Regions from separate parts of the Homo sapiens genome. Here all the other regions are linked to region 3. Evidence: read pairs that join two places in POLR2A ChIA-PET (ENCODE). Cell type or tissue: PC-9. All regions are shown on one strand. Links, peaks and the distances in the headings refer to the core of each region. The heading gives the core; the rest is flanking DNA.

The links. Peaks named below come from ENCODE experiments on the same cell type or tissue, not always from the same donor. Only the 100,000 strongest peaks of a DNase experiment are listed, where the experiment ranks them.
Region 1: POLR2A ChIA-PET joins it to region 3 with 5 read pairs; 2 of 35 experiments call an interaction of 5 or more read pairs at or near these places.
Region 2: POLR2A ChIA-PET joins it to region 3 with 6 read pairs; 1 of 35 experiments calls an interaction of 5 or more read pairs at or near these places.

Annotation. Positions count from the first base shown.
Region 1 is chr22:31,793,360-31,801,159 of GRCh38, forward strand. DEPDC5 (DEP domain containing 5, GATOR1 subcomplex subunit) reads left to right here. Exons shown (of 43, transcript NM_001242896.3): 13 at 4,241-4,344; 14 at 5,223-5,297. Among named protein-coding and RNA genes, the nearest start is that of DEPDC5, 43 kb to the left of the region's middle. In PC-9, for the core only: no CTCF peak of the experiment used is centred there; a DNase peak (open chromatin) is centred at 6,162; H3K27ac peaks cover 1,283 bases.
Region 2 is chr22:31,310,094-31,317,893 of GRCh38, forward strand. No RefSeq gene overlaps it. Among named protein-coding and RNA genes, the nearest start is that of PIK3IP1-DT, 21 kb to the right of the region's middle. In PC-9, for the core only: a CTCF peak has its summit at 3,354 (motif pointing left); a DNase peak (open chromatin) is centred at 3,468; H3K27ac peaks cover 760 bases.
Region 3 is chr22:31,642,844-31,650,643 of GRCh38, forward strand. It overlaps PISD (phosphatidylserine decarboxylase), which reads right to left. Exons shown (of 8, transcript NM_001326411.2): 3 at 5,258-5,433. Among named protein-coding and RNA genes, the nearest start is that of PISD, 15 kb to the right of the region's middle. RefSeq lists enhancers at 3,493-4,692, 3,706-3,755, 3,766-3,875. In PC-9, for the core only: no CTCF peak of the experiment used is centred there; DNase peaks (open chromatin) are centred at 3,958 and 4,878; H3K27ac peaks cover 3,179 bases.

The sequences.
Region 1 (7,800 bases), core at 1,439-6,438, 150 kb after region 3:
ACATTCAGAGAAGAAGAGCAAATAATATAATGAGCCCGTATACCCAATACCTGAATTTAACAGTTATTATTTTGTCATATTTGATTCATCTGTTTTTTTCAGTGCCATTGACTAAGTAAATTATCAATATTGTAATATTTTATTTCTATACATATTCAAAAAAGGCATTTTTATATCTGACCACAATATCATGATCATGTTTAACGTTATTATTATTATTATTATTTTTTGAGACACAATTTCACTCTCTCGCCCAGGCTGGAGTGCAGTGGTCATGTAAGCTGACTGCAAACTCCGCCTCCCAGGTTCAAGGGATTCTCGTTTCTCAGCCTCCCGAGTAGCTGGGACTACAGGCGCCCGTGACCACGCCTGGCTAATTTTTTTGTATTTTTAGTAGAGATGGGGTTCGCCATGTTGGCCAGCCTGGTCTCAAATCCTGACCTCAGCTGATCCACCCACCTCGGCCTCCCAAAATGCTGGGATTACAGGCGGGAGCCACCATGCCTGGCTGACACCACTATCTAATTGAGATGATTATCAGATAGTAATAGTTACTGTTTTTACGGGACTTAGCATGAATGGGTTACTCTTCTAAGCACTTTACATGACTTGATTTATTTAAATATCACAGCATCCCTGTGGGATAGATACTGTTACCCCATTTTACAGATGTGGAAATTTGGACACAGAGTTTCAGTAACTTATCCAAAGTCCACACAATATTAAGTGGTGGAGCATGGACCTGACACAGTCAATCTAGTTCAGAGTCGATGCTTTTTGACCACTGTATTCCTCAACCTCATACAGATTATACTTTAAATTATTTGTTGATCTTTTGTTGGATCCTGTACCCCTAGGAGAATTTTATGAGAGTGATGGGCCATCTGCTGTACTGACACCTCCACTCATCCCCTTATGCAGATGAATTCTGCATTCCTCTAATTCAGTGAATTCCAGGAACCATGAGAGCTCTTCTGACTTAACAGTATATGCAGTTTTATCTGTATAATGAATATGAATTAATTTGAGCATGATCAGTTATACAAAATACTATATAAAGCATGAATATGAATATATGAATTATGAATGTAGATTTATAGGTGTATATGACTATATATTTTTAATATATGAAAGTTTATGTCATTAAAAAGTCATCCTCAACGTTTTTTAGATTGAGAGAAACTGGTTATCTTTTTCTTACTGCAAAAACAATACAGGTTCATTTTAGGAAAATCACAAAATAGGCCAGGCGTGGTGGCTGATACCTATAATCCCAGCACTTTGAGAGGCCAAGCCAGGCACATTGCCTGAGCTCAGGAGTTTGAAACCAGCCAGTGCACCATGGAAAACCCTGTCTCTACAAAAAAATACCATAACTTAGCTGGGTGCAGTGGTGCGCGCCTGTAGTTTCAGCTATTTGGGAGGCTGAGGTGGGAGGATCACTTGAGCCTGGGAAGTTGAGGCTGCAGTGAGCCAAGATCATGCCACTGCACTTTAGCCTGGGTGACATAGTGAGACCCTGTCTCAAAAAAAACAAAACAACAACAACAAAAGCACACCAGTATAGTTTAGTAGAGAGGAATTCAAAGCACACTCAATTCCATCTACCAAATATAGTCTTCATTACTTTGGTGAATCAACCCCTATTATCTGTATTTAGGAGAAAAATTAGTTTTCATAGAGATGTGATCACACATTCCATGTGATTTTTTTTTTTTTTTTTTTTTTTGAGATGGAGTATCACTCTGTTGCCCAGGCTGGAGTGCACTAGCGTGATCTCAGCTCACTGCAACTTCCGCCTCCCTAGTACAAGCAATTCCCTGCCTCAGCCTCCGGAGTAGCTGGGATTGCAGGCATCTGCCATCACACCTGGCTAATTTTTTTATTTTTAGTAGAGACGGGGTTTCACCATCTTGGCCAGGCTGGTCTTGAACTCCTGACCTCAGGTGATCCACCGCCCTCAGCCACCTAAAGTGCTGGGATTACAGGCATGAGCCACTGCGCTGGGCCTCCATGTGATTTTTTTACATGTTTTATTGTTTTTATTTCTTTTTGAGACAGTGTCTCACTGTCACCCAGGCTGGAGTGCAGTGGTGCAATCTCAACTCACTGCAAACTCCGCCTTCCAGGTTCAAGCAATTCTCCTGCCTCAGCCTCCTGAGTAGCTGGTGTGACAGGCACCCGCCACCATGCCTGGTTAATTTTTGTATTTTTAGTAGAGACAGGGTTTCACCATGTTGGCCAGGCTGGTCTCGAACTCCTGACCTCAGGTGATCCGCCTGCCTTGGCCTCCCAAAATGCTGGCATGAGCCACCACGCCTGACCCATATGGTTCTCTTTTTATATGTTTTAAACCTTCATTTTCTTTCATTTCCTTTTTTTTTTTTTGAGTCGGAGTTTCGCTCTTGTTGCCCAGTCTGGAGTGCAATGACACGATCTCAGCTCACTGCAACCTCCGCCTCCCGGATGCAAGCGATTCTCTTGCCTCAGCCTCTCGAGTAGCTGGGATTACAGGCATGTGCCACCACACCTGGCTGATTTTGTATTTTTAGTAGAGATGGGGTTTCTCCATATTGGTCAGTCTGATCTCAAACTCCCGACCTCAGGTGATCCCCCCACCTTGGCCTCTCCAAGTGCTGGGATTACAGGCGTGAGCCACTGTGCCCGGCCATAAACCTTCATTTTCTATTTACTGTATCACAAATGCCAATCCATGTTAAACACACTGCTCCACAGTATCTTTTTTTTTTTTTTTTTTTGAGGCGAAGTCTCGCTCTGTCGCCCAGGCTGGAGTGCAGTGGTGGGATCTTGGCTCACTGCAAGCTCTGCCTCCCAGGTTCACGCCATTCTCCTGCCTCAGCCTCCTGAGTATCTGGGACTACAGGTGCCTGCCACCACACCCGGCTAATTTTTTTTGTATTTTTTAGTGGAGACAGGGTTTCACCGTGTTAGCCAGAATGGTCTCTATCTCCTGACCTCATGATCTGCCTGCTTAGGCCTCCCAGAGTGCTGGGATTACAGGCGTTAGCCACTGCCTGGCCCACTGTATCATTTTTTATTTCTACATAGAAATTACATTGGGTTACTATTGTTGAAAATTGAGGTGACTTCCAGCTTTTCACTATTCTCAACAGTATTGCCAGTGAACATTTTTACAGATAGGTTTTTAAGCATATCCTTAGTTTTTATGATAAATTGCCAGAAATGGAGCCATTAGGTCAAAGGATAGTCTGTGTTTTCAAGGCTTTCTATTTGTACAGCCAGTGTATGCTCCAAAACCATTAAAGTAGAAGATCTTGTTTTCCTAGCAGCAATTTCTGTGTTCTCACCAACAGTGAGTGCTCTTTTTTTTTTTGAGATGGAGTCTCGCTCTTTCTCCCAGGCTGGAGTGCAGTGGCTCGATCTCGGCTCACTGAAACCTCCGCCTCCTGGGTTCAAGCAATTCTCCTGCCTCAGCCTTCCAAGTAGCTGGGATTACAGGTGCCTGCCACCACACCCAGCTAATTTTTGTATTTTTAGTAGAGATGGGGTTTCACCGTGTTGGCCAGGCTGGTCTTGAACTCCTGACCACCTTATCCACCTGCCTGGGCCTCCCAAAGTACTGGAATTACAAGTATGAGCTACCATGCCCAGCCTCTTTTTTTTTTTTTTTTAATGCTTCTTTCCCAATTGGATTGGAAGAAAAACAAGCTCACTGAATCTTTTTTTTTTTTGAGACAGAGTCTTGCTCTGTCACCAAGGCTGGAGTGCAGTGGGGTTATCTCAGCTCACTGTACTCCAATTACACTCTTTTTGAAACCTTGTAAAGAACCTGATGTTCTGTATGTAAAGTTGCTGTATTAGTCCATTTTCTCACTGCTGTAAAGACATACCCAAGACTGGGTAATTTATAAAGAAAAAAGGTTTAATTGACTCATGGTTCTGCATGGCTCAGGAGGCCTCTGGAAACTTACAATCCTGGTGGAAGGCGAAGGGGAAGCAAGGCATGTCTTACCATGGTGAAGCAGGAGAAAGAGCGAGCTCAGGGGAAACTGCCCCTTTTAAACCATCAGATATCGTGAGAACTCCCTCACTATCACAAGAACAGCATGGAGGAAACCACCCCCATGATCCAGTCACCTCCCACCAGGTTCCTCCCTCGACACATGGGTATTACAATTTGAGATGAAATTTGGGAGGGGACACAGAGCCAAACCATATCAGCTGCTCAATATCCATTTTATGATAATACTCTTTTCAGAGTGGTGGTGCAGAATGAGAGAAGAGAAGAATGGACTTCACTTCTCGTAACCATTAAAAAACTCTTCATCCAGTATCCAGTGTTGGTGCGACTGGAACAGGCAGGTACTGCATTCATGTAATAGATGGTGCGGCGGGGAAAGGAAGTGTAGGAGGGGTCTGGGAGACAGAGAAGAGATGTGTGCTTGTTTCTCTCCCATTGCCGTGTGTAGTTTCTGCTTTTGGTCAGGGTTCTGTTTCCAGTTGGATCCAATTGTACATTTCGTATGCCGTAAGTTCAACAGTGTCCCTAATACAGGGAGTGAGGCCTTGTGGAGCCAGATGCCTTCCTTTTTTTTTTTTTTGAGACAGAGTCTCACTCTGTCACCCAGGCTGGACTGGAGTGGAGCAATTATACTGTAACTTTAAACCACTGGGGCTCAAGCAATCCTCCTGCCTCAGCCTCCCGGGTAGCTAGGACGACAGGCATGCACTACCATGCCCAGATAATTTTTTCATTTTTTTGTAGAGACAAGAGTCTCGCTGTGTTGACCAGGCTTGTTTCAAACTCCTCGTCTTAAGCGATCTTCCTGCCTCCACCTTCCAAAGTGCTGGGATTACAGGCATGAGCCACCATGCTCAGCTGCCACTTATTTAAGAGTTCATCTTTCAGCCAGGTGTGATGTCTCATGCCTGTAATCCCAGCACAAGGCAGGCGGATCACGAGGTCAGGAGTTCAAGACCAGCCTGACCAATATGGTGAAACCCTGTCTCTACTAAAAATACAAAAATTAGCCTTGTGTGGTGGCGTGCGCCTGTAGTCCCAGCTACTCGGGAGGCTGAGGCAGGAGAATCACTTGAACCTGGGAGGTGGAGGTTGCAGTGAGCCAAGATTGTGCTGCTCCACTCCAGCCTGGGTGACACAGCAAGGCTTCGTTTAAAATTAAAAAAAAAAGTTCATGTTTCATGAGATGTTTTTCTTTCTCTTGCATATTTTGCTTCAGAGGGCTTTCCTCAAGGAGATAATTCTACCTCAGCACAAGGAAACTACCTGGAGGCCATCAATCTGTCATTCAATGGTGAGTAAGGATGCCGGCCATGAGCCAGCATCTTGCCTACCACATGGCTATGTTACCGGAAAGGTGTCCTGATCCAGACCCTAAGAGAAGGTTCTTGGATCTTGCAGAAGAAAGAATTCAGGACCAGTCCACAGAATAAAGTGAAAGCAAGTATATTAAGAAAGTAAAGGAATAAAAGAATAGCTACTCCATAGAAAGAGCAGGGCATTCCCGAAAGCAAGAGGAGGAACACGTCCACCTTAGGTACAGTGGTTGTTTATATATAACAAAGCAAAAAGTCATGGGGGAGAGATGCTCTGCCGCAAGCACTCATGACAAAGGATTGTTCATCTTTGTGTAACTGCTGTCTTTCTCAAGAATCTATATTATTATCTTTAAAGCAAACTTACTTTTTTTTTTTTTTTTTGAGATGGAGTCTTGCTCTGTCGCCAGGCTGGAGTGCAGTGATGCGATCTTGGCTCACTGAAACCTCCCACTCCTGGGTTCAGGCGATTCTCCTGCCTCAGCCTCCTGAGTATCTGGGATTACAGGTGCGCATCACCACGCCCAGCTAATTTTGTATATTTTTAGGAGACACGGGGTTTCACCATGTTGGCCAGCATGGTCTCGATCTCCTGACCTCATGATCCACCTGCCTCAGCCTCCCAAAGTGTTGGGATTATAGGCATGAGCCACAGCACCTGGCCTTTTTTTTTTTTAAATATACTTTAAATTCTGGGATACACGTGCAGAATGTGCAGGTTTGTTACATAGATATACGTGTGCCATGGTGGTTTGCTGCACCTATCAACCCATCATCTGCATTAGGTATTTCTCTTAATGCTATTTTTTTTTTTTTTTTTCTGGGATGGAGTGTCGCTTTGTCATCCAGGCTGGAATGTAGTGGTGCAATCTTGACTCACTGCAACCTCCGCCTCCCAGGTTCAAGTGATTCTCCTGCCTCAGCCTCCTGAGTAGCCCTCAGCCTCCTGAGCAGCTGGGACTACAGGTGTGCACCACCATGCCCGGCTAATTTTTGTGTTTTTAGTAGAGATGAGGTTTCACCGTATTGGCCAGGCTGGTCTCGAGCTCCTGACCTCGTGATCCACCTACCTTGGCCTCCCAAAGTGTTGGGATTACAGGCATGAGCCACCATGCCCGGCCTTTTTTTTTTTTTTTTTTTTTTTTTTTGAGACAGAGTCTTACTCTGTCGCTAGGCTAGAGTGCAATGGCATGATCTCCCTGCTCAGTGCAACTCCCAGGTTCAAGCGATTCTCCTGCCTCAGCCTCCCAAGTAGCTGGGATCACAGGCACGTGCCACCACACCCAGCTAATTTTTGTGTTTTTAGTAGAGACAGGGTTGTACCATGTTGGTCAGGATGGTCTCGATCTCCTGACCTCGTGATCCGCCCACCTTGGCCTCCCAAAGTGCTGGGATTTCTGGTGTGAGCCACTGCACCTGGCTGCAAAACTTACTCCTAAACTAAGAATGCTTTTGTTTTTAAGATATTGGGACATCAGGGCATTTCCTGGGTCTATTAAGTCCTGAGTCTGTTGGAGAAACATTATTATCCTGTTCCCTTAACTGTAAACACCCTGTGACTAAGAATGTCTAACCTCCTAGGAATGCAGACTAGCAGGTGTGAGCCTCATTTTACCCAGCCCCTATTCAAGATGGAGTTGCTCTGGTTCAAAGGCCTCTGACAGCTATGCATGTCTCTTTATGAATGCCTGCAGACCCAGACCTAGGTGATGATGCCCCCACTCACCTACCCCCAAAATTAATTTAAAGCAATAGCTTCTCATTGGATGGTTGTAATGACCAACATTTAGCTCTTGGGTCTTCTGTTGGCCAGTTAATTTGGTAGTCATTTGCTTCTCATGGTCAGGAACTGGAAGGATCTTCCTTGGGTTCTTTGACTTACTCGAACTGTGTTATTATTTTCCACCCCATCCCTCAACTGCTTCTAGGTAATATTTTAAAAATCTACTTAAAAAATAAGAATTAAAATAAAAATTTTAAAAAATTAAAATCTACTTTAAAAAAAATTACAAAAATAGCCAGGTATGGTGGCTCACACCCATAATCCCAGCACTTTGGGAGGTTGAGGCGGACAGATCACTTGAGGTCAGGAGTTCAAGACCAGCCTGGGCAACATGGTGAAACCCTGTCTCTACTAAAAATACAAAAATTAGCCAGCATGGTGGCGCACACCTGTAATCTCAGCTACTCAGGAGGCTGAGACAGGAGAATCACTTGAACCTGGGAGGTGGAGGTTGTGGCGAGCAGAGATCACGCCGCTGCACTCCAACCTGGTTGATAGAAAAAGACACTATCTCAAAAAAAAATTCTTTTTTTTTTTTTTAAATAAATAGGCTGGCTGCAGTGGCTGACACCTGTAATACCAGCACTTTCGGAGGCTTAGGCAGCGGGATCACCTGAGGTCAGGAGCTCAAGAGCAGCCTGGCCAACATGGCGAAACCCCATCTTTACTAAAAATACATAAAAAACTTGCCAGGCATG
Region 2 (7,800 bases), core at 990-5,989, 330 kb before region 3:
TTTTTTTTTTTTTTTTTTTTGAGATGGAGTCTCGCTCTGTCACCCAGGCTGGAGTGCAGTGGCGCGATTTTGGCTCATTGCAACCTCTGCCTCCCGGGTTCAAGCAATTCTTCTGCCTCAGCCTCCCAAGTAGCTGGGATTACAGGGGTGTGCCACCACACCCGGCTAATTTTTTATATTTTTGGTAGAGACGGGGTTTCATCATGTTGGCCGGGCTGTTCTCAAACTCCTCACCTAGTGATCCGCCTGCCTCAGCCCCCCAAAGTGCTGGGATTACAGGCCTGAGCCACTGCGCCCAGCCCACGTCCGGCTATTTTTTTGTATTTTTAGTAGAGGTGGGGCCTCGCCATGTTGCCCAGGCTGGTCTTGAACTCCTGAGCTCAAGCAGTCTGGTCACCTCTGCATCCCAAAGTGCTGGGATTACAGGCTTGAGCCACTGCACTCAGCCTTTCCGTCCTTTTTTTTTTTTTTTTTTTTTTTGAGAGGGAGTCTCACTCTGTCGCCCAGGATGGAGTGCAGTGGTGCGATCTCGGCTTACTGCAAGCTCCGCCTCCCGGGGAGGTTCAAGCGATTCTCATGCCTCAGCCTCCCGAGTAGCAGGGACTACAGGTGCCCGCCACCACGCCTGGCTAATTTTTTTTGTATTTTTAGTAGAGACGGGGTTTCACCGTGTTAGCCAGGATGATCTCCATCTCCTGACCTTGTGATCCACCCACCTCGGCCTCTCAAAGTGCTGGGATTACAGGCATGAGCCACTGTGCCTGGCCCTTTCCTTCCTTTTAAAGCTAATAATATGTCATTGTATACCATCTTTTGTTTATCCATTCACCCACTGATGGACACTTGGGTTGTTTCTACCTTTTGGCTATTGTGAATAATGTTGCTGTGAATATGGGTAGACAAATACCTCTTTGAGACCCTGTTTTCAATTCCTTTGAGTATATACCAGAACTAGAATGGCTGGATCATATGATAATTTGAATTTTAATTTTTTTAGAAACCACCATACCATTTTCCAGTAGTGGTACTATTTTACATTGCTACCAACAGTGCATAAAGGTTCCAATTTCTCCACATCCTCACCAACTCTTATGTTTTGATAATAGCCATCCTAATGGGTGTGTAGAAGTACAGTGAATATATATTTTAAAGAACCTTGAGTCATAACCCAACTCATATTTTCTGTACAGACCTTTTAAATAATTATAACATATTTGATGTGCATTCAATAAATTTTTATTGAATCCTGGCTACATTCCAGGATTCAAATATGAAATAGGCACAGTCCCTGCCCTCATGAATAACATAGATAAGGAGCCCCTATGAAATAACTTATAGCCATTGTACCCCTATCTAAAGGATCAGGACCATAAGCTCTAGCAACATATCTGAGAGAAGGGGACGGGAGAGAAAACATCCACAGCTTTGGTGTGTTCTGAACTCTTTAGGAATTTTGCATGGGCAAATCTGCTCAGTTTTCTCCCATAGCAAATAGGGTGTCCTGTGTGAAACTTGGCTACAGTGGTTATTGACTAAGTTGTTGAGAAAGAGATATATATTAGCTTTCCCTATGGAAATTTAAAAACATGCACAAAAGTAAAGAAAGTAATATAATAAATCACCAAATACCTGTCACCCAGTTTGTGGAATCATCAACACATACCCAGTCTTCTTTCATACCCACCCCCACTCACTCCCTCTTACCACTAGATTATTTTGAAACAAAGTCAGTATATTATTCAAGTTTTCATTTTCTACTTGTTCTTGATGCTGTTTCGCTTAGATACTGGGGTGTGTGCTCTAATTTTGACTTCTTTTAGCAGTCTTATTGTGTACAGTATTCTTTCTCTGAGAGAGAGTTTTGTTTTGTTTTGTTTTGTTTGTATTGATAGAATCACAGTGTTTTCCAGCCTTAAACTCTCTTTTGTCTCTCCCATTTCAGAGTCCCATGAACCTGCCACACATTTTCACTTTACTCAAGTCAAAGTGACTTGGACCTCCACTCACCAGCTCTCTTAGTTCATCTCTATAATGTATGAAGTTAGGGACTTTAGCAGTCTTCTTAATTATTCTACATACAGTGTCTAACCTGGTGCATAGTAGGTACTTAATAAATAGTTGTTGATGCCAAGGCAGATGGATCACGAGGTCAGGAGTTCAAGACTAGCCTGGCCAAGATGGTGAAACCCCATCTCTACTAAAAATACAAAAATCAGGCCAGGTGCGGTGGCTCACGCCTGTAATCCCAGCACTTTGGGAGGCCGAGGCGGGTGGATCACAAGGTCAGGAGATCGAGACCGTCCCGGCTAACACAGTGAAACCCCGTCTCTACTAAAAAATACAAAAAATTAGCTGGGCGTGGTGGTGGGCGCCTGTGGTCCCAGCTGCTTGGGAGGCTGAGGCAGGAGAATGGCGTGAACCCGGGGGGCAGAGCTTGCAGTGAGCCGAGATTGCGCCCCTGCACTCCAGCCTGGGTGACAGAGTGAGACTCCATCTCAAAAAAAAAAAAAAAAAAAATTAGCCAGGCGTGGTGGTAGGCCCCTGTAAATCCCAGCTACTCAGGAGACTGAGGCAGAGAATTGCTTGAACCTGGGAGGCGGAGGTTGCAGTGTGCCAAGATCGCACCACTACACCCCAGCCTGGGTGAGAGAGCGAGACTCTGTCTCAAAAAAAAAAAAAAAAAAGTTGTTGATGACTAAATGGATGAACTCCATTTGGGTTTCCGCTCATCTGAACCTCAGAATCAGCAGTTGTTTTAACAATACACTTGGTTCTCTCTAGATAGGTAGGTAGGTAGGTAGGTAGGTAGGTAGGTTGGTTCTCTCTAGATAGGTAGGTAGGTAGGTAGGTAGGTAGGTTGGTTCTCTCTAGATAGGTAGGTAGGTAGGTAGGTAGATAGATAGATACAGATACAGATACAGATGCAGATATAGATACAGATACAGATGCAGATATAGATATAGATTTTTTTTGAGACAAGGTCTTGCTCTGTCACCCAGGCTGGAGTGCAGTGGTGTGACTTCGGCTCACTGCAACCTCCACCTCCAGGGTTCAAGTGGTTTTTGTACCTCAGCCTCTGGAGTAGCTGGGTCTACAGGCGCATACCACCATGCTTGGCTAATTTTTGTATTTTTTGTAGAGACAGGGTTTCACTGTGTTGCCCAGGCGGGTCTCAAACTCCTGGCCTCAAGTGATCTGCCCAACTTGGCCTCCCAAAGTGCTGAGATTAAAAGTGTGAGCCACCACACCCAGCCGGTTCTCTGTAACTTAAATGAGGAGAAAATTACCTGGGCCTTGAGAAACAACTTTTATCCTGGACCTCTTTTGTCTAGCTGAAAAATCTAAATTTTTCTGGCTCCCCCTGCTGGTCGCTCCTGGGCAGTTGCGTACAAGTGCCCTGATAGGATTGGAGCCAGAGCCAAGTTTGGGAAGGGAAAACAAAGCATTGTTGGTAGAGTGCCCTGACCAGTCCAGGCAGGTTTGAGGAGGAGGAAAGCAGCTTGTTGAAAACAGTTCTGGGAAGTGCAGCTTTCTGTGTAAAGGGCAAGGAAGGTGGCCCACTGCCAGCCAAAATCAGGAGAGCAGGGATTGGGGCTACAGCTTCCTGGTCTGCAGCACTGTAGACCATGAGAATCGTGACCACACGAGCCCATAAGTGAGCTGGTCATTATGTGAGGATCAGACCCTATCTTGAGAATGGAGATGGGCTCCTTTTCTAAGACAAAGCAGTCTGGGGTCAGACATAGTCACCATGCAGGCATAGTACCTACAGTGTTTGTTTTATTTTGGTAAGAATGGTGGTGAATGTAGATGGGAGCATCCCCAGAGTTCACAGTCCTGCGTTGGCTACATGACCGTACTATCTCCCAGTTCTTAAGACCATTAACAACTCTGTGGAGCTCTGGGTGGAGCTTCTGCCAGGGCCTTCCTTCTCCACCCTCTGTAAAAACAATAAATTCCCCACACCTCTCATACCAGTCAGAATGGCTATTATTAAGAAGTCAAAAAATAACAGATGCTGGTGAGGTTGTAGAGAAAAAAGAACACTTTTACACTGTTGGTGGGAGTGTAAATTAGTTCAACCATTGTGGAAGACAGTGTGGCGATTCCTCAAAGACCTAGAAGCAGAAATACCATTTGACCCAGCAATGCCATTACTGAGTATATATCCAAAAGAATAGAAATCATTCTATTATAAAGATACATGCATACATGTATCTTTCATTTCATTGCAGCACTATTCACAGTAGCAAAGACATGGAACCAACCTAAATTCCCATCAGTGATAGACTTGATAAAGAAAATGTGGTACATATACATCATGGAATACTATGCAGTCATAAAAAGGAATGAGATCATGTCCTTTGCAGGGACATTGATGGAGCTGGAAGCCATTATCCTCAGCAAATTAATGCAAGAACAGAAAAACAAACACTACATGTTCTCACTTATAAGTGGCAACTGAATGATGAGAACACATGGACACACAGAGGGGAACAACACACACTGGGGCCTGTTGGACGGTGTGGCGGGGGAGGAAGGAGAGCATCAGGAAGAACAGCTAATGGATGCTGGGCTTAATACCTACGTGATGGGATAATCTGTGCAGCAAACCACCATGGCACACGTTTTTCTATGTAATCCTGCATATGTACCCCTGAACTTAAAAGTTGGAAAAAAAAAAAAGAAAAAAGAATTCCTCACACCTACCTACCCTCTAGATCACATTTCTCAGTTGTTTATATTTACTTGTCCTTTCCACAAAACTTCCCAGAAAGTGGACTGTGGCCAAATGAATCTCTCCAGACTCCAGCCAGCTGAGGGCATCAGGAAAAGGGTTAATGATGTCAAGACACCAAGGGCAGATCCCCTCCTCTTCTCTCCAATCCCAAGCCCCAAGCACCAGCATAATTCCACTTAAAGTTGAACGTAGAAAATGGGCATTTGTTTTACTTCAGAACAAAGGGGTAAGCACGTGACTTTCCCCAATACACAAGGAAGGGAAATGAATCCAGAAGAACCCCAGGGCATGAATATTACCATTAGACTTAGGTAAGTATAGCTGTGAAATGGTCATGGTAAAGAAATGTTTGGGGTAGGCACAGCAGCTCATGCCTGTAATCCCAGCATTATGGAAGGCCAAGGCAGGAGGATTGCTTGAGCCCAGGAGTTCAAGACCAGCCTAGGAAACATAGTGAGACCTCATCTCTACAAAAGTTTTTTTTTTAATTAGTCAAGTATGGTGGCACATGCCTATAGTCCCAGCTACTTGGGAGGCTGAGGTGGGAAGATCACTTGAGCCCAGGAGATGGTGATGGCAGTGAGCCATGATCACACCAGTACACTCCAGCCTGGGCAACAGGGCAAGACCCTGTCTCCAAAAAAAAAAGTCCAATGCCCACTCATGATAAAACTCTCAGTAAACTTCGTCAGCTTGATAAAGAATACCTACAAAACCTACAGCTAACATACTTAATAGTGAGAAACCAGAAGCTTTCTCACTAAGATCAGGAACAAGGCAACGGTGTGCCCTCTCATCACTTCTTTTCAACATTGTACTGGAAGTCCTAGCTAATGTAATAAGACAAGAAAAGGAAATAGAAGGTATACAGATTGGGGAGGAGGAAATCAAGCTGTCTTTGTTCACAGATGACATGACCATCTCTGTAGAAAATCTGAAAGATGAATGATGAAGCCTTGGGAGATGTTAAAAAAGAAAAAAGAAAGGAGGACAGGACAGGAAAGGAAAAAGGAAAGGGAAGTGGGGAGGGGAAGGGGAAGGAAGGGAAAGGAAAGATCTGAAAGAATTGACAGAAAAACTCCTGGAACTAATAAGTGATTACATCAATGTTTCAGGTTATAAGGTCAATATACAAAACTCAATTGTCTACCTATATACCAGCAATGAATTAGTGGAATTTGAAATAAAAAACACATTTATATTACCACCCCACAAAATTTGTATAAACCTAACAAAATATGTACAAGATCTGTATGAAAAAAACTACAAAACTCTGATGAACAAAATCAAAAAAGAATTAAATGGAGATATATTCCATGGTACATGCATAGGAAGACTCAATATTGTCAAGATGTCCGTTCTTCCCAACTTGATCTATAGATCAAAGCAATCCCAATCAAAATCCCAGAAGTTATTTTGTGGATATCAACAAATTGATTCTAAAAGTTTATACAGAGAGGCAAAATTGAAGGAGAAGAATGAAGTTAGAAGACTGACACTACCTGACTTTGAGACTTATAAAGCTACAGTAATGAAGGCAGTGTGATATTTGTGAAAGGATAGACAAATAGATCAATTGAACAGAATGGAGAGGCCAGAAATAGACCCACATAAATATAGTGGAAGGAATAAATATAGTGGAAGGAAGCAAAGGCAGTACAATGGAGCAAAGATAATTTTTTCAACAAATGGTGCTGGAACAACTGGACATCCACATGCAAAAAATTAATCTAGACACACACCTTACACTCTGAGAGGATAACAGAAGAAAACCTTGGATATGGTTATTATTTTTTCGGTACAACACTCAAAGGCATGATCCATGAAATAAATAACTGACAATCTAGACTTCATTAAAATTAAAAATTTCTCTTCTGTGAAAGACCATGTCACAAGAATGAGAAGATGATGGCTGGGCACAGTGGCTCATGCCTGTAATCCCAGCACTTTGGGAGGCCGAGGTGGGCGGATCACGAGGTCAGGAAATCGAGACCATCCTGGCTAACATGGTGAAACCCCGTCTCTACTAAAAAAAAAAAAATACAAAAATTAGCCGGCCGTGGTGGCAGGCGCCTGTAGTCCCAGCTACTTGGGAGGCTGAGGCAGGAGAATGGCGTGAACCCAGGAGGCGGAGCTGGTAGTGAGCCAAGATCACGCCACTGCACTCCAGCCTAGGTGACAGAGCAAGACTCCGTCTCAAAAAACAAAAAAAAAGAATGAGAAGATGAGCATAAGCATGTACTGGAGAAAATATTTGCAAAAGACACATCTGATAAAGGACTGTTATCCAAAATATGCATAAGCACTCTTAAAACTCAACAATAGGCCAGGCATAGTGGCTCACGCCTGTAATCCCAGCACTTTGGGAGGCCGAGGTGGGCGGATCACGAGGTCAAGACATAGAGACCATCCTGGCCAACATGGTGAAACCCCATCTCTACTAAAAATACAAAAACTAGCTGGGCGTGGTGGCGCACGCCTGTATTCCCAGCTACTCAGGAGGCTGAGGCAGGAGAATCACTTGAACCCAGGAGGCAGAGGTTGCAGTGAGCCGAGATCACGCCACCGCACTCCAGCCTGGCAACAGAGTGAGACTCCATCTCTAAATAAATAAACAAACAAAATAAAACAATGCATTTTAAAAATGGACCAAAGACCTTAACAACACCTCACCAAAGAAGATATACAGATGGCATATAAGCATATGAAAAGATGCTGCACATCATATGTTATCAGAGAAATGCAAATTTAAACAACGATTAGATACTACTACGCATTTATCAGAATGGCCAAAATCCAGACAACAAATGCTGACAAGGATGTGGAGCAACAGGAACTTTCATTCATTGCTGGTAGGAATGCAAAATTGATGGTAGAGCCATTTTGGAGAACAGTTTGGCATTTTCTTACAAAACTAAACATACTCTTACCATGTGATTCAGCAATCACAGTCCTTGATATTTTCACAAACGAGTTGAAAACTTAAGTCCACACAACAACCTCCACACACAGGTTTACAGCAGCTTTATTCATAATTGCCAAAACTTGGAAGCAATCAA
Region 3 (7,800 bases), core at 975-5,974:
TGTAATCCCAGCACTTTGGGAGGCTGAGGCGGGCGGATCACCTGAGGTCGGGAGTTCGAGACCAGCTTGACCAACATGGAGCATCCCCGTCTCTACTAAAAATACTAAATTAGCCAGGCGTGGTGGCACACACCTGTAATCCTACCTACTTGGGAGGCTGAAGCAGGAAAATTGCTTGAACCCGGGAGGCGGAAGTTGCAGTGAGCAGAGATTGTGCCACTGCACTCCAGCCTGGGCAACAAGAGCAAAATGCCATCTCAAAAAAAAAAAAAAAAGAAAATAGAGATAAAGACAGGAAGTGAATGCATAAAAAACAAAGCGCATGATTAAGCAATCACAGTCACATGGCAAGAAGGCGTGGGAATCATCATGTCCCCTGTTTTCCAACATTCTGTCATAGTGTTTGCTATATTCATCTCCGTCATTTAACAGGGAGTAAGACTGATTTCTACAAGCATGCCAAGACCATTCAATAGAGAAAGGATAATCTTTTCAACAAATGATGCTGGGAAAACTGGATACCCACATGCAAAATAATGACGTTGGATTCTTCTCTTATACCGTAAATAAAAATTAATTCAAAATGGATAAAAGACTTAAATATAAAACTACCCTGGCGAAGTGGCACATACCTACAGTCCACTACTGGGAAGGCTAAGGTGAAAGAAACATGTGAACCCAGGAGTTCAAGGCTGTAGCAAGATATGATCACACCACTACTCTCCAGCCTTAGCACAGCAAGACCCTGTCTCTGAAAAACAAAACAAAACAAAAACCTAAAACTGGCCCGGCACAGTGGCTCATGCCTGTAATTCTAGCACTTTGGGAGGCCAAGGTGGGTGAATCACTTGAGCTAAGGAGTTCAAAACCACCCTGGGCAACATGGTGAAACCCCATCTCTACAAAAAAATACAAAAATTAGTGGCTGTGCATGGTGGCTCATGCCTGTAATCCCAGCACTTTGGGAGGCCAAGGCAGGCAGATCACGAAGTCAGGAGATCGAGACTATCCTGGTTAACACGGTGAAACCCCGTCTCTACTAAAAATACAAAAAATTAGCCAGGCCTGGTGGCGGGCACTTGTAATCCCAGCTACTCAGGAGGCTGAGGCAGGAGAATGGCTTGAACCCAAGAGGCAGAGGTTGCAGTGAGCCGAGATTGCGCCACTGCACTCCAGCCTGGGTGACAGGGCGAGTCTCCGTCTCAAAAAAAAAAACAAAAACAAAAACAAAAAACTGTAGCCCTGAAGGGAACATTAGGTAGGGCTCATCTGCCTTTGGTTCTTCAAGCTGGCTTATCATCAGAATCACCTACAGGGCTCCTGGAAAACACAGATCTTGCACCTAGCCCAAACTTTGTAGATTTCTAGGAGTTAAGGAATTCAAATTCATAATTTTTTCTTTTTTTTTTTTTTGAGATGGAGTCTTCACTCTGTCACCCAGGCTGGAGTGCAGTGGCATGATCTCAGCTCACTGCAACCTCCACCTCCCGGGTTCACGCCATTCTCCTGCCTCAGCCTCCCAAGTAGCTGGGATTACAGGCGCCCGCCACCATGCCTGGCTAATTTTTTGTATTTTTAGTAGAGATGGGGTTTCACCATGTTAACCAGGATGGTCTCGATCTCCTGACCTCGTGATCCGCCCGCCTCGGCCTCCCAAAGTGCTGGGATTACAGGCATGAGCCACCACGCCCAGCCTCAAATTCATAATTTTTAAAGCTCCCCAACAATTCTGATATCAGCTACATTTGGAAAATCTCACATTTTTCATTTGTGATGACAGTGATTAGGTGGAACCAGAGGTGGGATTAGGACCAGGCCCCAGACAGCCATTCAACACTCTCCCTTCTTAACCTGTTGCCATTCCTGAAAACGTATATAGTTGAGTATCCCTAATCTGAACATCCAAAATCAGAGACTTTTTGAGTGCTGACATGACACCAACAAGTGGAAAATTCCACATCTGATGTCATGTGACAGGTCACAGTCAAAACTTTGTTTTGGCCGGGCATGGTGGCTCACGCCTGTAATCCTAGCACTTTCGGAGGCCGAGGCGGGTGGATCATGAGGTCACAAGTTCAAGACCAGCCTGGCCAAGAGGGTGAACCCCTGTCTCTACTAAAAATACAAAAATTAGCTGGCGCAGTAATAGGCACCTGTAATCCCAGCTACTTGGGAGGCTGAGGCAGGAGAATCGCTTGAACCCAAGGGTGGAGCTTGCAGTGAGCCGAGATCATGCCACTGCATTCCAGCCTGGGTGACAGAGTGAGACTCCGTCTCAAAAAAAAAAGAAAAAAACTTTGTTTCATGAAGAAAATTATTTAAAGTATTATATAAAGTTACCCGCAGGCTATGTGTAGAAGGTATATCTAAAACATAAATGAGACCCCTGTTTCCACAAAAATTCAAACAAATTAGCCAGGTAGGATGGTACACGCTTATATTCCCAGCTACTCCAGAAGGCTGAGGTGGGAGGATGGCTTGAGCCTAGGAGGTCAGGGATGCAGTGAGCCGTGATCATGCCACTGTACTCCAGCCCTAGGTGACAGAGCAAGGCCCTGCCTCAAATAAATAAATAAATTGGCCGGGCGCAGTGGCGCACACCTATAATCCACACACTTTGGGAGGCCGAGGTGGGCGGATCACCTGAGGTCAGGAGTTCGAGAGCAGCCTGGCCAACATGGTGAAACCCTGTCTCTTTTTTTTTTTTTAGTTTTAGTAGAGGCGGGGTTTCACCATGTTGGCCAGGCTTGTCTCGAACTCCTGACCTCAGGTGATCCACCCGCCTCAGCCTCCCAAAGTGCTGGGATTATAGACATGAGCCACCGCGCCCGGCCAGTGAAACCCTGTCTCTACAAAAATATAAAAATTAGCTGGGCATAACGGCAGGTGCCTGTAATCCCATCTACTGGGAAGGCTGAGGTGGGAGACGCTTGAACCGGGGAGGCGGAGGTTGCAGTGAGCCAAGATTGCGCCATTGCCTTCCAGCCTGGGCAACAGAGTGAGACTCCATCTAAAAAAAAAAAAAAAGAAAAGAAAAACAAAACAAATAAAATAAAATAAATAAATTTTGTGTTCAGACTTGGGTCACATCCCCAAGTTATCTCAGTATATATATATATACAAATATTGAAAAATCCAAAAAAAAATCCAAAACACTTCCAGTCCCAAGCATTTTGGATAAGGGATACTCAAACTCCAATGTCAACTCCAAGTCCAGACCATTTCCCCCTCATAAAATGAAGTGTTGGAGTCCCACTTGAAAATCCAGGAGTGGCCGGTACAGTGGCTCACACCTGTAATCCCAGCACTTTGGGAGGCTGAGGCAGGAGGGTCGCTTGAGCCCAGGAGTTTGAGACCAGCCTGGGCAACAGAGCAAGACCTCATATCTACAAAAAAAGAAAAAGAACATCAAGGAGTGGTTCTGTGACCATTTTATTCAATCAAGAAGAGTATCTAACTTAAGCCCAGTTCTTTACCAATAGGTGCTTTGAGATCTCACACTGCATTAGGCCACTGTACTCCAGTGTCCTGTCACTTTCCAGGCCCTGGGACTTATGAGTTAATCAACCCTGTCCTCTTTACAACCATCTTCCAGGTCTGAAACTATGTATGGCAATAACTCCAATTACATAAACAGCAGATACTAAAAAACTACTGGCGTTGGTCTTTTATGATTTTGGAAGTGGCAGGTTTCTTCCAAATTTATATTCTTTTGGGAAACCTTTGAAGTGTGTGGGAATTTCTTGAAAGCATGCAAGCTCATCACAGGGTGAGTCAGCCTCAAAAATCCCCAAGGTCAGAAAGATGTCAGCTTGGGTTTAACACTTGAGGGGGGTCATGCAGTCACAGTCACGTGCTACCTACACTTTACAAGTACTTTACTAATCTACTAATCTAATGGAAAATGATGTTTACAGGGGAAACCAGCAACGCCACAGGGAACAGAGGGCAGCATACTTTGAAAGTGTGACTCACCTACTACATAATTACCCTTCACCAAAAGGAATTTGTGATATAGTACCGGAAAACTTTTTTTTTTGTTTAAGGTAGGTTATTACAAAGCCCAAGGCGTACGAACAGGCCAAAGGGTAGGCACATGGACATACAGGGCAAGAGCAGACAGGTATCTCTTAGGGTAACTCCCATAGCTGGATCTGTATGGCCAGTTGACTAAGTCACGGTTTTACAGGACTGTTAGAAATCAAGTGAAGTCTGTATACTAGATTCTATTGGAAGAAAATGGTCAAAATTAAAGTCCAAAAAAGGATTTTGGAAGGAAACCTATAATGTAGCATGTAATGCCAATGGCAGCAAATACTCCTAGATAAACTGTTAGAGCTGGATGGAATCTCAGAGTCATGTTCGAACCCAACCTGCTGTTTTACTGTTAAAGACACAAGACCAGACAGAAAGTGACATGTCCCAGTTCACACAGCTACTGCGGAGCATGGTTGAGACTTGCCTTCAGCATCCTAATGCCCCAGTCACCGTATGTCCTATTAGAATAGATTCAGCTGATCTGGATTAGCAAAATGGAGTGGATCACCACTGCATTCCAGATATCACAAAGCCTCAACTGTCACCCCCTCTTTTGCCCAGAATATTAAGACCTATTACTGGTCCTTTGATATTTCAGATTTTTTATTTGTTAAATTATGGCTGCAAAAAAAAGGCAATTGTTAAACTTACACCTTTATATTCAGTTTCACAATTTACTGAATGTCTCCTCTAAGTCAGGAATCATCCTGGGACATGGGAAGCACAGATGAACAAGATGTTTCATTACGTATCGTGCATTCCGTAACAATGCAGGCTGCCCCTATCGTGTGACTATGATGGAAGGAAGCATTTTGAGCAATAATGACAAAGGAATTTGATTATTTCTGTCTGGTTCCTGGTGAGAACTAATCCACATCACAAAAGCTCAATAGTTTCAGCCCTCTTCTGACTAACAAGGGCAAGAATAGCAGAACAGCCAGGATGTCAGCACCAATTCAAGACATACACTCTGAGACTTCAACAGCAAGAAATTTCTACTCAGAACCCTTGGGGAGACCAGGGTAAGGTCTGGCAACAGAAGACAAGCTTGACTTGACACCAAAGTTATAACTCCTGTATCTGGCCAAAACCTACTGGAGACATGAGTTCCAAGAAAGCATATTTGACTTGTTCAAACATTTCAACTTTGGAACAACTGGAAAAGTGACAGACAAAGTTTGCTGGACGAGAACCCAAGGCAGTTCCACCTCATTCCTACCTCCCAGTGACCAGCAAGTTTGGGTGGAATCTCCAATCCCAGCTTCTCCAGCTCTCGCTCCCTGTACTTCTCATACTGCCGGTACCCTGCATACCCGCCGCCTGTCACCAACAGAATGGGCAGGGGACGCAGCAGGAACATGGTTCGGGCAGGGGCAGTGTGGATTTTTCTGGCATCTGTAATAAAAAACAGGACAATTTCAAGCCTGAGAGACAGGAATAGGGAAGAGTCATGCAAACACAGCACCAACAGGAGGGTCAGGAAAAGTCAGCGCACCTCAGAAGCCCTCAGTAGGGGACCAGGCACATGGCTCACGCCTGTAATCTCAGCACTTTGGGAGGCCGAGGCAGGCGGATCACGAGGTCAGGAGATCGAGACCACGGTGAAACCCCGTCTCTACTAAAAATACAAAAAGAAAACTTAGCCGGGCACAGTGGCGGGCGCCTGTAGTCCCAGCTACTCGGGAGGCTGAGGCAGAATGGCGTGAACCTGGGAGGCGGAGCTTGCAGTGAGCCGAGACTGCACCACTGCACTCCAGCCTAGGTAACAGAGCGAGACTCCATTTCAAAAAAAAAAAAAAAAGAAGCCCTCAGTAGAGGTGACTGGACCCTCAACATATCTAGCAGGCAGGTGCAACCTTGGGCCACTACTCAGACCCTCCTGTCTCCAAATTCTGTCAGTACGTACAGGACAGGCATCTTTCCTATAGAATTACAATGCACCTCAACTGCCACCGCAGTCACAAAATGTATTAATAGATGAAAACACTGAATCGCAAAGAGGTCAAGAAACTAATCAAGGTTGCCCAGGTGGTCACCAACAGGTCCAGAACTTGAAGCCAAACACCATTTCTCACCCAGGGCTCTTTGATCTTGCTTTTATAATGCAGGCCCAATTTTGATCAGGCACTGGTATTCTCTCTCAAATGCAAAATCTCATAAACTCTTACAGGTCAACAATAAAAAGACAAATAGCCAGGCACAGCGGCTTGCACCTATAGTCCCAGCTACTAGGTAGGCTGAGGTGGGAGGATTGCTTGAACCCAGGAGTTCAAGGTTACAGTGAGCTATGATCACGCCACTGCACTCCAGCCTGGGCAACAGAGTGAGACTCTCTCAATCAATCAATCAAAATGTGCAAAGGATTTGAATAGACCTTTGTCCAAAGGAAAAATACATTGGCCAATAAGCACAAGAAAAGACAGAGGCTAAATATCTGTTATGCGTTAAATTGCTGAAAACTCCCCCAAAACTCTTATGTTGAAGTTCTAACCCTGAGTACCTTAGAAGGTGCCCTTAGTTGGCTGGAGAGAGGGTCTTTACAGAGATTATCAAGTTAAAATGAGGTTGCAGGCTGGGCATGGTGGCTCAGGCCTGTAATCCCAGGACTTTGGGAGGCCGAGGCAGGCGGATCACGAGGTCAGGAGATCGGGACCATCCTGGCTAACACGGTGAAACCCCGTCTCTACTAAAAATACAAAAAATTAGCCAGGCATGGTGGTGGGTGCCTGTAGCCCCAGCTACTCGGGAGGCTGAGGCAGGAGAATGACATGAACCCAGGATGCGGAGCTTGCAGTGAGCCGAGATCCCACCACTGCACTCAGCCTGGGCGACAGAGCGAGACTCCATCTCAAAAAAATAAATAAGTAAATAAATAAATAAAATAAAATGAGGTTGCCAAGGTGTGTCCAAATCCAATATGATGGGTGTCCTTATAAAAAGGGAAAATCTAGAAACAGACATGCACACATGGAGAATACCAGGTGAAGCTGAAGGCAGAGATTGGAGTGATGCTTCTATATGTAAGGAATGCCAGAGATTGCCAGCAAAACATTGGAAGCTAGGCAAGAGGCATGGAACAGATTCTCCCTCACAGCCCTCCAAAGGAAGCAACCCTGACACCTTGATCTCAGACATTTAGCCCTAGAATCATGAGGCAAATGTCTGCTGTTCAAGCAACCCAGTTTGTGTTGCTTTGTTACAGCAGCCCTAGCAAACTAATACAACATTATTAGTAATCAGGGAAATGCAAATCAAAACCACAATGAGACCCCTTCACACCCATCGGAATGGCTATAATCAAAAAGACATAATGAGGCCGGGCACGGTGGCTCAGGCCTGTAATGCCAACACTTTGGGAGGCCAAGGTCGGCAGATCACTTGAGGCCAGGAGTTTGAGACCAGCCTGGGCATCATAGCAAAACTTCATCTCTACTAAAAATACACAAATTAGCCAGTATGCACACAGTCTTTGAAATATTAAAAAAACAACAAAAATTAACAATAAAAATTAGCCAGGCGTGGTGGTGCACATCTGTGTCCCAGCTACTTGGAGAATGAGAATTGCTTAAACCCAGGAGGTGGAGGTTTAGTAAGCCGAGATTGCATCATTGCATTCCAGCCTGGGCGACAGAGCAAGACTGTCTCAAAAAAAAAAAAAAAGAAAAAGAAAACCTAACGCTTCAGTGATAACTGCATGCCAGGTACTTTCCACATACTAACTCATTTAACTCTAACAACAACCCTATGTTTATCCCAATTTAC